2 separate regions of the Homo sapiens genome follow, and region 1 is linked to region 2. Evidence: chromatin loops called from intact Hi-C (ENCODE). Cell type or tissue: Calu3. All regions are shown on one strand. Links, peaks and the distances in the headings refer to the core of each region. The heading gives the core; the rest is flanking DNA. Region 1 holds the start of PGBD5 (piggyBac transposable element derived 5). Region 2 overlaps LOC107985357 (a long non-coding RNA gene).

The links. A loop is a pair of places that touch in the nucleus more often than their neighbours do. Peaks named below come from ENCODE experiments on the same cell type or tissue, not always from the same donor. Only the 100,000 strongest peaks of a DNase experiment are listed, where the experiment ranks them.
Region 1: it touches region 2 in a loop (3-fold over the local background); 2 of 110 quality-filtered maps call a loop at or near these places.

What each region holds. Positions count from the first base shown.
Region 1 is chr1:230,423,610-230,431,681 of GRCh38, reverse strand. It overlaps PGBD5 (piggyBac transposable element derived 5), which reads left to right and starts at 5,350. Exons shown (of 7, transcript NM_001258311.2): 1 at 5,350-6,084. The coding sequence starts at 5,754. RefSeq lists enhancers at 4,181-4,727, 4,728-5,275 and a silencer at 5,084-5,403. In Calu3, for the core only: no CTCF peak of the experiment used is centred there; DNase peaks (open chromatin) are centred at 5,851, 6,241, 6,571 and 7,091.
Region 2 is chr1:230,564,124-230,573,171 of GRCh38, reverse strand. All of the region lies in intron 1 of LOC107985357 (a long non-coding RNA gene), which reads left to right. Among named protein-coding and RNA genes, the nearest start is that of LINC01737, 27 kb to the left of the region's middle. In Calu3, for the core only: a CTCF peak has its summit at 4,998; DNase peaks (open chromatin) are centred at 4,291 and 5,001.

The DNA of each region.
Region 1 (8,072 bases), core at 5,573-8,072, 140 kb after region 2:
ATGCTCCATCCACGGTGGTTTCATCCAAGATGTATCTACTGCCAGGTGCAGTGGCTCAGGCTTGTAATCCCAGCACTTTGGGAGGCCGAGATGGGCAGATCATTTGAGGTCAGGAGTTTGAGATCAGCCTGGCCAACATGGTGAAACCCCGTCTTACTAAAAATACAAAAATTAGCCCGGCGTGGTGGCAGGTGCCTGTAATCCCAGCTACTTGGGAGGCTGAGGCAGGAAAGTTGCTTGAGCCTGGGAGGCAGAGGTTGCAGTGAGCCCAGATCAAGCCACTGCACTCCAGCCTGGGTGACAGAATGAGACTGTCTCAAAACAACAACAACAACAACAACAAAGCAAACAAGATGTATCTACTATCTATCTGCTGATGGCACTCACAATCTTACCTCCAGCCTAGACCTGGATGAACTCCAGATTCCTGTTTTCAACTACCTGCTTTCCAGACCCACTCAGATATGTTAAACTCTACAGCTGAAAACCAAGCTATTGTTCCTCCCTTTCAATCCTGCTGCTCTTGCAGTAGCCCATGCAAACAACAAGAGCAAAGCCAAAACCATGGAGTCCTTCTCAACTCATCTCTTTCTCTCACTGTCCACATTTAATTCTTTCATAAAAGTTGTGGGTTCTACCTTCAAGACATATTCTGATCTGACCAATTCTCATCACTTCCATCACTCCCAGTCTGGTCCCAAATACCCTCTTTTATGGCCTGGACTATCGCAATAGTATCTGAACTGGTCTTCCTGATTCCACTTTTCCTCTGCTCCAATCTATTTCCCTCTAAGCAGCTAAAGAGAGGCCCTTAAAATGCAAGCCAGATCTTATTTGTCTGCTCTATGCTCTCCAGTGGCTCCCAATTTTACCCAAAATAAACTACAAAGTATTGCAAGATTTAACACCCAACTCTTCGATTTCATCTGCTACCACTTCCTCTCATCTCTGTCTCAACCACATCTGCCTCCTCATTGCTGACTGACCACAGCTAGTGTGCTCCTGCTTTGGGTGCTTTGCACTTGTTTCTCATCCTTGAATGCACATGGCTTGCTTCTTTAATCCATTGAAGGTTCTGCCCAAATGTCACCTTATCAGAGCAACTTCTCCCAACCAATTTATACAAGCTTGTGCACACACACACACACACACTCCACCACAATCACAACCACCATCAGTCTCTGTCCCTCTACTTTTTATCTCTTATCAACAACAGGTATATACATATTTACTGGGTTGTTTATTTTTTGTCTCTTCTCTCCCCACCCCCCGCCACCATTTCAATGTAAGTGCTATAAAAACAGGGTCTTCGTTCTTTTTCTCTGATTTATTTCCAGTGCCTAGAAGAGAGCCTGGCACATAATAGGACTCAATACATATTTGTTGAATTAGTGAGTGAATGAATGAATCAATCAATCAATGAAAAAGTCAGATCATCTCAATCTGAACACAAGGGAATTTTCTCGAGAGTTTTCCAGAGGATTGTCCTATTTCCTTCTTTCTGCCTCTCTGTGTTGGCTCCTAGATAAATTTACCACATAAAAGCACTGTGAGAGAGGTTGGACCCTTAGGTCCCTGCATTAGATATGACCCCAAATGTCACCCTGTGCCACGCATATTCTCCTCCGACCTCCTCCCCAACATGCGGGCCACTGTCCAGCAGCTGCACTCTTTCTCCCCCTACCCTCTCGCAGCCCCAGGAGCTTCTCCTTGGCTGTAGCCCCCTCCTTTTGGGTGATGAAGGCAACATGGGGAGAAGCAGCAGCTTCACTGACACCATCCCTGCCGTCTCCATCCAGAGTGACCAGCAACACGCAGACTTCTCAAGCCTCATCTGGCCTGTGCAGTCTGGAGCTGGCCAGGGCACTCTCTGCCACATTAGCATTCATGTTCATTTCTGTGTCCTGCCACAGCTTGACTATTTGCAAAATCAAGACTTGTAAAACTGCCGAGGAAAAATATATATACTGTATTCGATGGCTTCTAAGATGCCCACTTCCTTTTTTTCATATTTCACATCACTAACATCAGGAATGTCTTATAATTGGTGCTGGGCAAGTGAAAATCCCTGTGCAGTTAACAGAGTCTGAGTCTATGCCAACTTCATTGCTATTCCTAGGACATGCCTGACCTCATATACCCCTTGGTGTGCCAGGCCACAGGCCTGCTGAGAACCACTGGAAGAAGGAAATTGAATCTAGTTATTGTATGAAAACCTTGGATTAGGTAAAACAAAACAAAACAAAACAAAACAAACAAAACATCAGCATCAAGATCTTATTTCTCTGCTCTATGCTCTCCAGTGCCTCCCCATATCACTCCAAATAAAATCTGAAGTCTTGCAAGATTTAACACCCACCCAACTTCCTCTTTGATTTCATCTGCTACCACTTCTCTCTCAGCTCTGTCATCTGCCTCCTCAGTGCTGGCTGACCACAGCTAGCATGCTCCTGCTTGGGGGACACATAGAGTGGGAGGCCAGTAGCTTGGATGAGTTAGGAGCACTTGTGTAAGAAATGCAGCATACCAAATGCTCTGAGTGACTTGGAGGAGCATATTCTGGAGAAAACCTGGGCATTGACAGCTCTGAGTTAGAAAGTAAACAAGGATAGTGAGATTCTGAATGTGAAATTCGGAAAACTTTAATCAATTAATTTATATTTTATCTGTATGCATGCAATAGAGTGATACGTAATAAAAATCTGTCCAAAAATTATGATCAAATAGCTTTTTCAATAAGTTTAAATTATAATTAGAACAGAAAAGGAACCATTGTATCATAGTTTCCTATGGCAGCACTTTTTTCTTTTTTAGTGATACATAAAACAATGGTTCACTGTACCATGAAAGGAGGTTTAGACTTAATGAAATATGGTGCTTAGCCCTAGTTACATAAAAGCATGAACCATTGGTTTAACAAAACCTAAGGAATCTACTACACAAATGAATTGCTTTTTACTACCTTGAGCTGTTTGGGAAAACCATAAAACCAAAAGCTCAATATTAATCTAAAATTATTTAATTATATTTTATAATTAAATTATTTGGAAGATGTTTTCAAATGACTCAAAGTTAAAAGATCTCAGTGTGATATATATTCTATAATTACTCTCAGAAATGATGTTACTAATAAAAGTTAATGATGTAGAATCATAATCGTCATTATCAAATAGGAGGATGCCAGCCAGAGGAGAAAGCTTTTGTTTTGCAATTGTTTTGTCCCCTCACTCCTTCTCTTACCACAGTGAGAAGCAGTCATCTGTTTTCAAAGGTTGGAATGTTTTTACTTTTCTTGTTTGGAAACTGGCTTAAACAAATGTAAGTGCTATAAAATACTTCACTCTAAGTTGAAATATTCATCTAATTTTTATTGGACAAGCTTTGAAGTAACAATTTGACTTCTCAGTGTTTCTTTTGTGTCCATATAATCCTCTCCTCAGTGTTGCATGTGGTGTGAGCTACAAGCATTTGTGAGCCTAGGAAGCACAAGGCCCCAAGGTTTCCTGGGAATTAGCACCATACAAATGCAAATTAGGGACACCGGAAGACTCTGTCCATCCTTGCCACTGCTGTTGTTTTGTTCCTTGGTTCCTTATGGGTAGCAAAGCAATTCATCGTTTTTAAAACACGTACCTTAGCTGTTGACTTTTTCATTGGCTAGCTGGAGAAGAAAAGAAGGAACTCTTTCCTACAGATTTTAACTCTCTGAATCCCATTCAATTATTTTTTCCATTCAACTATTTAAAATAGATAACATGAAATCTTGCAGGAGCCTCACACAATTCCTAATTGCAGAATTTGAACTTGAGCTATGGAGTCTTACTCTTCTTCTTGCATCTTCAACCTATGCTTTACTATCACCCTTTTTGATAAGTCAGATTACCTGTACTCTCTTCAACAACTTTCAGCTGGTTAGCACAGTATATAGGTATGTTGGAAACCAGATATTTTCCGTGGCATAATTCTTCCAAGAGAGTAAAAATGCTTTGCAAGCACTTCCTCATTTTTCAGCCAATCCACATAGCAAGGAAAGTTCCATGAATCTTTTCCTTTTTATATATTGTCTGTTAGTGATGATCATGAACCTATGCCTGTGCAGAGCCCCTGATGTGGAAGGAGGAACCACAGGGGCTGGGGAGGGGAGGGCATGAGTGAAGGTTCCTGCTCGACACTAGAAGTGACCCCACTTGGCGGCAAAATGGTCCTTCATCCTTTATGCATTCGTAGAAATCGCAACATGCCTTTCTGTTTCATGTAACTACAATTTAGTTAATGCTCAGTAGGATTTGTAAGCCCTTCACATCTCTGAGGATTTATTTTATTTCAGAGTGAAAGTGACTTTATGGCCCATTTACCATTAGTGTGACTTATTGCATTATTCGAAGGAGGAGGAGGGGAGCAAGAAGACAAGGCAGTCTCCGTTACGCGTATCGCCATCAACAGGATGACCACCACACATTCCTGCCCAAGGAAGAGGGGCGGATGCAACCTTTCTGTGCTATTGTTTATGAGAGCACTGAAGCCTGGGTGATCATGCAATATTTCAGTACATGAGTGTTTCAAGTGTGTGTGTGAAGGAGATATTAAAATAGAGGTGTGAGAGTAATTAGTATTTGGAAGTAATGGATATTTTGAGTTCAAAAGATGCCACACGTCAACGATGATGAGGAATGACTAGCTACTTAACTCCAGTGCTGGCACCCTTAAATTACAGGGATACTGAAGCGAGACGGAGTTAGCATCTGACCAGCGACCAACAGTGGACCGGCGAGGCGGGCTCCTAATTAGAGCGAGATTCCCAGAAGCTGGACAGCCCCTGTATTTATGGGAGCATGCGGCGCAGCTGGCAGTGACCCCCAGGAAACCTCGGCAGCAGCCGCCGCCGCGGGTGTGGTGACCTCGGGCCCGCCGCCTACCTGGAGCGTTTCGGCGGCGCCTGGTTCAGAACCACCGGGGCGGACAGCTCCCTGGAGCTGCACGCGGACTGCGGAAGGGGACAGTGAGCGGGATCGGCCCGCACTCCGTCCGCGGGCCCGGACCGCTGGAAGCACCCGGGTCCCCCTCCCCTCCTGTTCCCCGGTCCCGCCCTCCCCCTCCCGCGCTGCGCGTGGCGGTCCCGGGCTGCGCGTCCCTGTAGGAGGAGACCGGCACTGCCGCCGGCGGCCCTCCCCCTAACCGCCAGCCCCGGCCGCGCGCCCCGCCCCGCCCCGCGGAGGAGGGTGGGGGCGTTCCCCGCGCCGGGCCCGCCCAGCTCCCCCGCGGCTGTCCGGGCCGGGCTCCCCATTGGCCGGCGGGCGGGAGGTGAGGGGCGGCAGGGCCCGCCTCTGGCGGCTCGCGCCCGGGAAGGTCGGCAGCCGAGCGCCGGAGGCCGTGGAGAGGGCGGGCAGGGAGGCGGCGGGCGCCGAGGAGACGCAGCGGCGGCGGTGGTGGCGGTGGTGGCGGCGGTGGCGGCGGCGGCGCCTGGTCTCGGCCGCAGCCTCTGCGTCCCGCCCGCTCTGGGTCGCCCCTGCCAGCCCCGCGCGCGGCTCGCCTCCCGCCGCGGCCCGCAGCCTGCGGCGCCCGAGCTCCGAGGGCGCTTCCCCGGGCGCTGGGCCCGAGGCGGCCAAGACGGCGGGCCGGCCGGGCACGGGGCGGCGGGCGCTGTGCTGCGGGCTGCGCTGGTGGGGGGCGGCGGGCCGCGGCGCGGGCCCAGGGCCCGGCGTGTGCGGCTGGGAGGCACTGTGGGGGCGGGCGCGCGGGCGGCGGCCGGGGCCATGGCCGAGGGCGGCGGGGGCGCGCGGAGGAGGGCGCCGGCGCTGCTCGAGGCTGCCCGCGCGCGCTACGAGAGCCTGCACATCTCGGACGACGTGTTCGGCGAGTCCGGCCCGGACAGCGGCGGGAACCCCTTCTACAGCACCTCGGCCGCCTCGCGCTCCTCCTCGGCCGCCTCCTCGGACGACGAGCGCGAGCCCCCGGGACCCCCAGGGGCCGCCCCGCCACCGCCCCGCGCCCCGGACGCACAGGAGCCGGAGGAGGACGAGGCCGGCGCGGGCTGGAGCGCAGCGCTGCGGGACCGCCCGCCCCCGCGCTTCGAGGATACCGGCGGTAAGGGGCTGCCCGCGGGTGGATGTCGGGGGCGGCGCTGGAACCGGGCGCGGGGGAGGCGTGGGTGCTGGGGCGGGCGAGTCCAGACTCTCCGTGGGCTGGCTTGTGGGTGTCTCTCCGGAAACAAATGAGGCTGCAGGAGCGGTGATCGGTCTGACTGCTCCTGGGGGCTCCGAACCCGTGGGTGGAGAGGGTAAGGCGGAGGCCGTGGCCAGCACTTTTCCAGTGACAATGTCGTCGGGGACCTTTTCCTTCACTTCCTGGGAGCACCCCAGCCCCTGCATGGGAAGTCTGTCACACCTGTGGGTCGGACTTTTAGGGGTGGATTGAAGTTAGGCTTTCCTAGTTGAGGGGGCTTTTCTGAAAGCCCGGCGTGGCTGGTGGAGGCAGGGGGAGTCGTTTTTTCACTGACAGCCCAAGAGCAAGCCTTACAGCAGGTGACGCGGGCGAGGCAGGTAGGAGTTGGCCCAGTGAGAGTTGAGAGAGAGGCCACCCGCGGCGTCTTGACTTGGCTTAGTTTTCTCCTTAATCTGAGAAACTTTCCCTGTCCGCGCCATTCCAGATCTCTTGTTAAGAATGGGGAGGAGTGAAGGAAGGGACCGATTGGGCAGCGTTAAGGTGCTTGCTTTTCCGCCAGAAGGTACTTTCAGGTGTGTCCTGCTTACCACTGTGGCCACAGACAAGCCCCGAATACCTGGAGAAGGTGGCTAGGGTGCTGGCAGCTGCGGCTGCCCCACTCCTCTTCACTGTCTGTTTTTGTGGGAGTTGGCTGTTGAAATATCACCACTTCCTCTGCAGAAGCTCCGCAGCCTCTGCCTTCTTTGAAAGCTGCAGACCAGCCGCCCTCTCATGCTGGTATTTCTTGTTCCACGGCCTTCTGTAGCAGGCCCGTGCTCCTGCATGCTGTGTTCTTCCGTAGAAGTGCGCGCAACCGGTGTTGATGAGGGCCAGGGAGTGGCCGCGGTGGGCATGATGCGGCTTTTCCTGTGGCCTTCTCTGATTATTGTTCAACCGGTCAGGAACACGGCACATGGGAAGGCAGGCCCAAGGGACCTCCAGCTGGTGCCTGGACTTGGATCTGGGCATCATGCTGCAGCCTGCTGGGAGGCCGGTAGGGTTAGCTGGACTCTGAGTAGGGAGTGGTCTGCAGACCTCTGGCAGGCTGCGGTGTGGATGCGCGGAGCTAAAGCTGGGCTTGCAAAGTCACAGTTAGCTGTGCACTGCTTTGGGGGTGGGTACATTTTAAAGCATGTGCATTTGGGCTGTAGTTAAGAGCTTGGGAATTTTCAAAATCATTGACTCTCTATAGTCCTTTTATACTGTCCTATATTTTCCAGGATGTCATTAAGGTCTCCTGGCCCTAGACAGCTGTTTTCCTATTGGCTCTTTAAGAATTGTACCAGTCCACAGACCTGGTTTGGCAGACTTTATGCCGTGAGCATCTGTGATGTAATTTCGATCCTGGAACATTTGAGATCCAGGTCCACCTGGGACTGCACAGCAAGTCTCTGCGTGTCTCAGGGCGAAATAGAGAACTTGTGCTAGGTCAAGCCTAGTTATGAAAAAGAATCCTGAATGTGCTGATGTGAGAAGGGTGAGCACACAAATAAATTTTAAATCCATCTTATATTTCTTAGTAACCTTGAAATGGGAGAAATTCTGCAGCAGAGCCATTTAATCCAGCCACCGCAGCACTTACGGTCATGAAGAGCAGGATCGTGTGTCATTTAGCGTTAGGTTCAAATTCTGCTTCCTGCAGATGCCCACTGAGTTCACACCTGGACCGAAGAATCAGGTCCTTTAACCAAAGACATTAGTGGTTATTGCCGGTATTTTTACCCAGTTTTGTTTTCCTGCCCTGTGTGGGAGCTTGCCTTTTAACTCCACATCTGATTTAGAATTTCCTCTTTGCAAATTTCTCCCTGAGGGAAATTTGGAGTGGTGGAGAATGGAGGGATGAGGTTGATGGCTTGTTAAACTTGAATTCA
Region 2 (9,048 bases), core at 3,799-6,298:
ACCTGTCTTGGCCAAGAGGACCCCAGGGAAACCTTAAAACTGGAGTTTCCAGCCGTGACAGAATGGGAGGTCAGACACACCTCATTACACTCCCCCCACCCCTTCACAGTTTAGACACAACAGCTGACAAGGATTAATGTCAAAATAGAGATTACAAGACTGACAGGGCAGACTCTTTGTGGCAATAAGATACCAAATTATAAACAGGACCTAAGCCAGGCCAGGCAGGCAAGGGTTAAATCGCGTGCCCCACAGGTCACTCTGACTAGAGCAGTGTGGCTTGTTCTTGCAGCCCAGCTCTTGCATAACATCACAGGAAGATGAACTGACTTCCTTAACTTAAACATTCCTTGTGTTGACTCCAAATTTTTAGACAGAGCTTTACTCCTTTAATCAATTACTAATTAAAGAATTTCTGAACCCACCTATGACCTGCACTCCCCCGCTTCAGGATATCTCACCTTTCCAGGCTGACCCAATGTATACCTTCCATGTATTGATTTATGTCTTTGTTTACAACTCTTGCCTCCCTAAAATGTGTAAAACTAAACTGTAATCCAACTGCCTTGGGTGTACTTTCTCAGGACTGTGGTCCTGAATTTCAAACGCCTCGGTGCAGTCAGAGAGCAGAAGGATGTGAGGGATGCAAGTGAGCAAGGATTGGAGGGGCTTAAAATGAAGTTGAATCCACAGGGCCAGATCATGCAGGAACTTAGGAGCCATATAAGAAGTTTAGATTTAATTGTAAAGGCAACGGGAAGCCATGGGGGCAAGTTGGGCTGGAAAGAAACATTTGGCCTTCATGAAATTGAAAGCAAGAGAAAACTAGGGCAATCGTAGGGCTGGTATAACAATGGCCTTGTGTTTATATCTCAGTGACTTAAGACTGCTCTGTAAATCAGTTACATCTGAAGCATTTCCTGGTTCTTGGTCCCTGTGTATTTTATCCTTTACATTATTGATTCTCAACCCTGGCTGGTTAGTTACCTGGGGGAGCTCTGGAAAATTTACTGCTGCTGTGGTTCCATCTTTTGCTAATTAAGTCTGAATCTCAACCATAAATAAAGTTGACACATAAGTTACAGCTGGAATCTAACATTGTAACTTATATAAGACAACAGTTCAACATCCATGAAATAGAAAATTGCATTCTCTTTAGCATCAATGAAAGAAAAAATTTTAAAACTAGGAGAAGATAATCATGAAGACAAAGTAGATGCTGTTGATAAACTCCAAAAGATGCTCAACCTCTCCAGTAATTAGGGAAATGCTGAACAAAATAATAATAAAATGTTATTTTTCACCCACAAGATGGGTAAATAAAAAGAAAATGATTGATAATGACCAGGATTGGTAAGGATGTGTGAAAATTGATGTGCTCAGATATTCTGGAAGTAGAAATTAGTTCAACATTTTTAAGGAGTTGGCAATATTTACTTAAATATGAAGAGCATATGCCCAACAACCCAATAATGCAGTAATTCAACTTCTAAGTTTCTCTCCTACAGAAATATATGCTTATGTGCACAAAAACACATGTACAAGGGTAGCATCTTTTTTCACGGAAAAAAACATCTCCATTAAGAGAGAGATAGCTAAATAAATTATGGAATACAATACTGCCTAGTTGTTTGAAAAAGTTGTAGATCTCAGGATCTACATCTGCAAAGAAATATGTCTGTTATATTCTTTTTTTAAAAGATAGAATTGGTGTAATTTTAATTGAGAAGAAAAGCTTTGTCTGATATATTCTTTAGTTTAAAAAGCAAGCTGGAGAATATTATGTATGGTAGGATCAACTTTGTAATCCTGTTTTATTTGTGTGTGTGTTTTATACTATTTTGTGCGTTGTTCTCTGTTTACCCCCTACCTCAAGGTCTTTAGTAATTTCTTGCTTCATGAGTTTTACAGGGCAGAAAACAGAAGCTGTTAGAAGTCAATAGGTCTTCCTGTATTGTGTAAAATTCCAGATCACTGAAGAGATTACACTAGGGCGTGCCTTTGAGAGTCAGAGAAGAGAGAGAATGCCTTATGGTAACAAGTAGCAAGGGAAAGCAAGAGATTTCCCTATGACTAAAATGGAGCAGGAGGCAGGGGCTTAGACAAGATAAGAGGGAAAATTCATATTGCTCAAGGAAGTAGCAAACTTCGATGAGGGTGAAACCCGATGTGCCCCAAGAGAACAAGGTACCTATGCTTGTCAAGGCTGCCAATGCCCTGCCTCAAACTTGGCACAGCTTCAGCAAAGCCACCTGACCTGAAGGGACCTTGTGGGCTCACACAGCAGATGAAGACCTCCTTGGCTGGTATATATCCAGGGATCTTTGTGCCATTCTGGGATGGGGGAAGCCCCAGTGATGGGAATGGGGGCTTGGATTCAGATTTAATTAGATTTTTTGTACAAGTAACAGGGGCTAAGACCATGCAATGGGGGAAAGGATAGTCTTTTCAACAGTGGTGCTAGGAAAACTGAATATCTGCATGCAAGAGAAAGAAGTTGGATCCTTACCTTATACCATATATAAAAATAAACTTGATGGATCAAAGATTGAAACGTAAGACAAAAAACTATAAAACTCTTAGAAGAGAACATATGGGAAAACCTTCATGACACTGGATTTGGCAATGTTTTCTTAAGTATGGCCCCAATAGCAGAGGTAACAAAAGAAAATGTAGATAAATTGGACTTCATCAAAACTTAAGACTTTTGTGGCAGACAATTTCACAAGATAATAGCAACAGTGAAAAGGCAACCCATGGATTGGGAAAACATATTTGTAAATCATATATCTAATAAGGGATTGATATCTAGGATGTATAAAGAACTCCTACAACTCAACAACAAAAAAACTAACCCAATTAAGAAATGGGCAAAGGACTTGAATAGACATAACATCTCCACAGAAGATATGAAAACAGCCAAAAGGCACATGAAAAGATGCCTGGCTTCACTAATCACTGGAGAAATGCAAATGAAACCCACAATGAGACACAACATCACAATCATTAGAATGGTTATTATAAAGGTATGAATATTGGTGAGGATATGGAGAGAAATTGGAACTCTTGTGCATTTTTTATGGGAATGTAAAATTGTGCAGCCACTGTGAAAAACAGGATGGCAGTTGCTCAAAAAATTAAACAGAATTGCCATATGATCCAGCAGTTCCACTGAGGCTACACCCAAAAGAACTGAAAGCAGGGACTTGGACAGATATTTGTACACTCATGTTCACAGAGCAGCATCATTCACAAAAGCCTAAAGGTAGAAGCAACCCGTGTGTCCAAAATAAACCATACAATGGAATGTTACTCTGTCTTTAAAAGGAAGGAAATTCTGAAGCATGCTACAACATGGATGAACCTTGAGGACGTAAGTTGAGTGAAATCAACGAGTCACAAAAGGACAAATATTGTATGATTCTACTTATATGAGATTTAGGAGTAGTCAAATTCATAGAGACAGAAAGTGTATTGGTGGTTTCTTTCCAGGAACTGGCAATGGACAGTTATTATTTAACAATTGTTTAACAAAGTTTCGCTTCAGGAAGATGAAGAAGTTATGGAGATGTATGGTGGTGATGATTGCAAGACACTGTGAATGTACAGTCTCCAATTTACAATGGTCTGACTTATGATTTTTCAACTTTGTGATGGTGCAAAAGTGATATTCAGTAGAAATCGTACTTCAAATTTTGAATTTTGATCTTATCCTGGGCTAGTGTGTGCAGCGGTGTACTCTCTCATGATGCTGGACAGCAACAGCAAGCCACAGCTCCAGTCAGGGGCACAATCACGAGGGTAAACAACCGACACTCTGCGGCGCACTGGGTTGCCAGCATTTTTGGGATATGATTTTGCCCAACTATAGGCTAATGTAAGTGTTCTGAACACGTTTAAGGTAGGCGAGGCTAAGCTATGACGTTCAGTATGTTAGGGGTGTGTGTGTGTGTGTTATCTACATATATAGATAGATACACATCTAACATATATATGTATACACACACACACACACATATATATATATATGAGAGAGACAAGGTTTCTCTGTTGCCCAGGCTGGAGTGCAGTGGTGCAATACTAGTTCACTGCAGCCTCAAACTTCTGGGCTCAAGTGATCCTCCTGCCTTAGCCTTCCAAGTAGCTAGGATTACAGGAGCATGCCACCATGCCTGGCTAATTTTTAATTTTTTTGTAGCGATATGGGTCTTGCTATGTTGCCCAGGCTGGTCTGGAACTCCTGGGCTCAAGAGATCCTCCCTCCTTGGCCTCCCAAAGTGCTGGGATTACAGATGTGAGTCAACATGCCTGGCCTAGGTGTGTCAACTGCATTTTTACCTTACAATATTTTCAACTTACCACGGGTTTATCAGGACATAGCTCCATAGTGAGTCAAGGAGCATCTACACTTAACACCACTGAACTGTGTGCTTAAGGTGAAAACGGTACGTTTTAAGTTATGTATTTTTATCACTGCCAAAAAAAAGACACAGGAAAAAAGGGAATATAACATTTCGTGTGACATCTGACTAGGGGGAATAAAGTCTACAGATTTCCTAGAATAAAACGGTAGACAGCAGATTGCTCACAGTTTCTCACTGGGAGAAGAAGAGAAATTGCTTTCAGAGAAGGGCAGAAACCTTTAGTTTCACTCTCATGCCTCTGTTTTGTTTGAATTTTTGACACTGAACATCGATTACTTTTGTGATTTTATTAGAACACAAGACCTCTCCAGTTGTGCATGAGCCCACTTCACCCCATCTCACCACAGCCATGCTACCAGGTCCTGCAGACCCTCGGGCCTCCACACTCAGGCTCCTTGGCCCCTAGACTTGCACCCCAGCTACTGATTCATCTCAGTCCTTCACTGGCGACTCACTCCACTGGAGCGCCCACACAGGCTGACGCAGCACAGCCGCGTGTCTCTGTGGGTCTCTGGCCCTTCTCCCAGCTTCTTCCTGTGCTTGCTCCTGCCACAGGCAGCAGGAGCTGCAGCAGCTGCCACCACCACACCTCTTCAGCCTCTGGTGGCCAGGTCCGGCTCTGCATTACAGAAAGTTGCCTGACTGTAAAAAATTGATACATAATAGATGCACATCTTTTCAGGGTACATATGATAATTCGATACATTCATATAATGTGTAAAGATTAAATTGGGGTAATTGAGATATTCATTGCCTCAAATGTTTCTTTTCTTTATGCTAGGAACGCTTGAATTATTCTCTTCTAGGTATTTTGAAATGTACAATAGATTAATGTTAACTATAGTCACCCTGCTGTCAAACACTAGATCTTATTCCTGCTATTTAGCTGCATTTTTATATCTATTAATCAACTTCTCTTCATCACCCTCTCTCCCCTTCCAGGCCTCTGGTAACCACCAAAGTACTTTCTATCTTTAGGAGATCCACGTTTTTAGCTCCCACATGCAAGTGAGAACATGCAGTATTTGTCTTTCTGTGCTTGGCTTATTTCATTTAATGTGATGGCCTCCAGTTCCATCTATGTTGCTACAAATGCCAGGATTTCATTACTTTATGGCTGAGGAGTATTCCATCGAGTATATGTACCACATATTCTTTATCCAGTTTGTCCCTTGACAGGCACTTAGGTTGATTTCATATTATGGCTATTGTGAACAGTGCTGCAGTAAACATAAGAATGCAGCTATCTCTTTGCTATACTGATTTCCTTTCTTTTGACTGTGTATCCAGTAGAGGAATTGCTGGATCATATTGTGGCAGGCCAGGTCTTGCTAACACAGGCCTCCATAACAACTGTTTCAGTACTGACTGAGTGGTTAAGTTAAATATTAAAAGCTAAAAAAAAGCCAGTGCCCTTATACAAAGGCTGGAATGTTGCAAAAGCCCACCAAGAGTTTTGCCCAGGCCTTTCCTGAACCTTAAAGCATGATTAAACAAGTTTTATTAGGGGTCTGAAGAAACTCCCCAGCCCTCCACAAACAAGTTTATTGGGGGTCTGAAGAAACTCCCCAAACCTCCATGATTTAGCAGGAGACAAGGGAAGAGTAATCACCCCAGCACCTGGACCCATTTAGATTAAGGAAGTTTACTGAGGCTCCAGAGGAAGGTCTTCAAGACTCAGACCTTAGTTACAGATTAAAAGAAGTTAATCACTTATGTCTTGAGATGAATGCACACTTACACGTAGACATACAGCTTAGAAGGTATATTAGCTCTGGAAACCTTTGTAATTTTGAGTTGGTCTGGCGACAATTTCCAGGCCTTCTCCCTGTAACCAGTTACAGAAATAAAAACTCTCTTCCTCCCCAGTTCATCTACATCTCGTTACTGGGCCATGAGAAATAGCAGCCTGATCCTCTGTTTGGTCTGGGAACAAAATGGTAGTTCTATTTTTAGTTTGTGCAGAACTTCCTTACCATTCTCCATAGTGGCTGTACTAATTTACATTCCCACCAACAGTGTGTGAGGGTTCCCCTTTCTCTGCATCCTCACCAGCATGTTATTGCCTGTCTCTTGGATAAAGGCCATTTTAACTGGAGTAAGAGGATATCTCATTGAGGTTTTAATTTACATTTCTCTGATGATCAGTGCTGGTAGGCATTTTTCATATACCTGTTGGCCATTTGTAGGTCTTCTTTTGGGAAATGTCCATTCAGATCTTTAGCCCATTTTAAAATCATATATAGATATAGATATCTAGATATATATATAGATATAGATATCTAGATATATATATAGATATAGATATCTAGATATATATATAGATATAGATATCTAGATATCTATAGATATATATATATATAGCTATTAAGTTGTTCTAGCTCCTTATATATTCTGGTTTTTAATTCCTGTCATATGAATAGTTTGCAAATATTTTCTCCCATTCTGTGGGTTGTCACTTCACTTTGTTGATTGTTTCTTTTGCTGTGCAGAAGCTTTTTAGCTTGATGTAATCCCATTTGTCTATTTTTGTTTTACTTGTCTGTGCCTTTGAGGTTTTACACAAAAAAACCTTTACCCATACCAATGCCTGGAACGTTTCTCCAATGTTTTCTTTTAGTAATTTCCTACTTTATGGTCTTAGATTAAAGTCTTTATGACATTTTGATTTGATTTTTGTGTATGGTAAGAGATAGGGGGTCTAGTTTCATTCTTCTGCATAGGGTTGTCTGCCTGACATCTTTTGACAACCTCTTTCCCTGGGTCTGGTCAAGTTGGTTAATAGCACATTTCTCCTGCTTGGGAGAAAATATCATTAGCTTAGGCATTTCTGGACAGCAATCGTGGAAAACATACATCGTTCAGAGCTTTGATACATGGAGCCCTCTAATCAGAAGTTGTGGCCCTTTGAGGTATTGGAGCAACTTACAGAAGCAATGGCCAGCCTGGCTCTAAGTATGAGAGATTATAGGGTGTCACTTGTTGGGATGGGTGTCATCAGACAGAGGGTTTGGATGACACAAGAGGCAGTCTAAAGTAGGTTGTGTGTGAAAGAGAAAATCTTCTTCTCCCATTTTCCATGTCTTATTTTCCTCTGCAAGTATCAGCTCACTTCAAACACTGTAACAACCTGCATTGCTTGACAGAGCACAGTGAGAGTGGAGCAGGGTGGGAGGAGTTGATCTGAGACTGAGACCTTTCATTTCACATAAAACTGTTGGTTTTGGGAGATTTCCTCCCAGCTTCTCCCAGTGAGTTCCTGCTTTCTGGGGATATGCTGCTTGACATCTTGGCATTTGAGTCCCTCTCACAGGAAATCTTCAAAGTCACACAGATCCCACATTACCAACCAAGGGAATGCCCAGCATCCTATACAGAGGGAGTGCCTGTGGCTGGTCTCCATTCCAGTGGGAGGAATTGGAGTTGACATGGTGGTAACTCACATTAAGTCTGGAACAGCTGTAATGCCAGGCTTCTGCTGCCCAAGAGGAAAGATATGCTAGGGTACACCACCTCTGTTTCTGATGGAGCCACCCTCCATGACACGGGACACATTTCTCTTTCTTCTCTGCCTCTTAGAAGTCATATAACCTCCAGATGGTTTTTTTTGTCTCTCCTAATCTCGGTTTCTTCCTGAGACATGCTGTGGGGGCACTTCTAGAGTGAGGATTAACGGAGAGCCAGGTGCCTGCTGGTGCATGGCAGGTACTCAACAGCCTAGCAGAGATTCAGCCCCCTACTCTCGCCATCTGGAAAGCCACTTTTCAAATTGTTGATGATGCTTTTCCACTATAAGACCTGTAGGCATACATAAAACTGACATGTAAACTCCCAAAGAAGAAGAGAATTTTTCTTCACACTCTCATGAGACAAGATTAAATAAATAGAAACATATTCGGTCTCCAGCTGCAGCAGAATCTGGCCAAGGTGTCCTCCCCCTTGTCACAAGGAGACTCCCTAACTGTGGCTCTGGTGCCCCGTTTTCCATGTACCCCATTTCCCATATGCCATATGGTGCCTTTATAAAGTTTCACATTCTTCAATTATAGTGTTTAAAAGGGAAAACATCAATTTGCTTCCCTTGAATTCCTGATTAACTAGAATGATCTCTCCATTTGCTTTTTAAAATTTTGTTTTATGTGGTAAATATACATATGTATTAGTCTGCTCTCACACTGCTCTGAAGAAATACCGGAGACTGGGTAATTTATAAAGGAAAGAGGTTTAATTGACTCACAGTTCTGCACAGCTGGGGTGGCCTCAGGAAACTTACAATCATAGCAGAAGACACCTACTCATAGGGCAGCAGGGGAGAGAAATGCAGAGTGAAGGGGGAAAAAGCCCCTTGTACAACCACAGACCCCAAGAGAACTCACTAACTATCCTAAGAACAGCATGGGGGAACGGCCCCCATGATCTAATCACCTCCCACAACACGTGGGGATTATGGGAACTACAATTCAAGATGAGATTTGGGTGGGGGCACAGCCAAACCATATCAACATAACATAAAAATTTCCATTTTAACCATTTTTAAGTATATATGTAGTTCAGCGGCATTAAGTTCTGTGGCATTCGCATTGTTGTGTGACCCTCACCACCATTCATCTCCTGATCTTTTTCA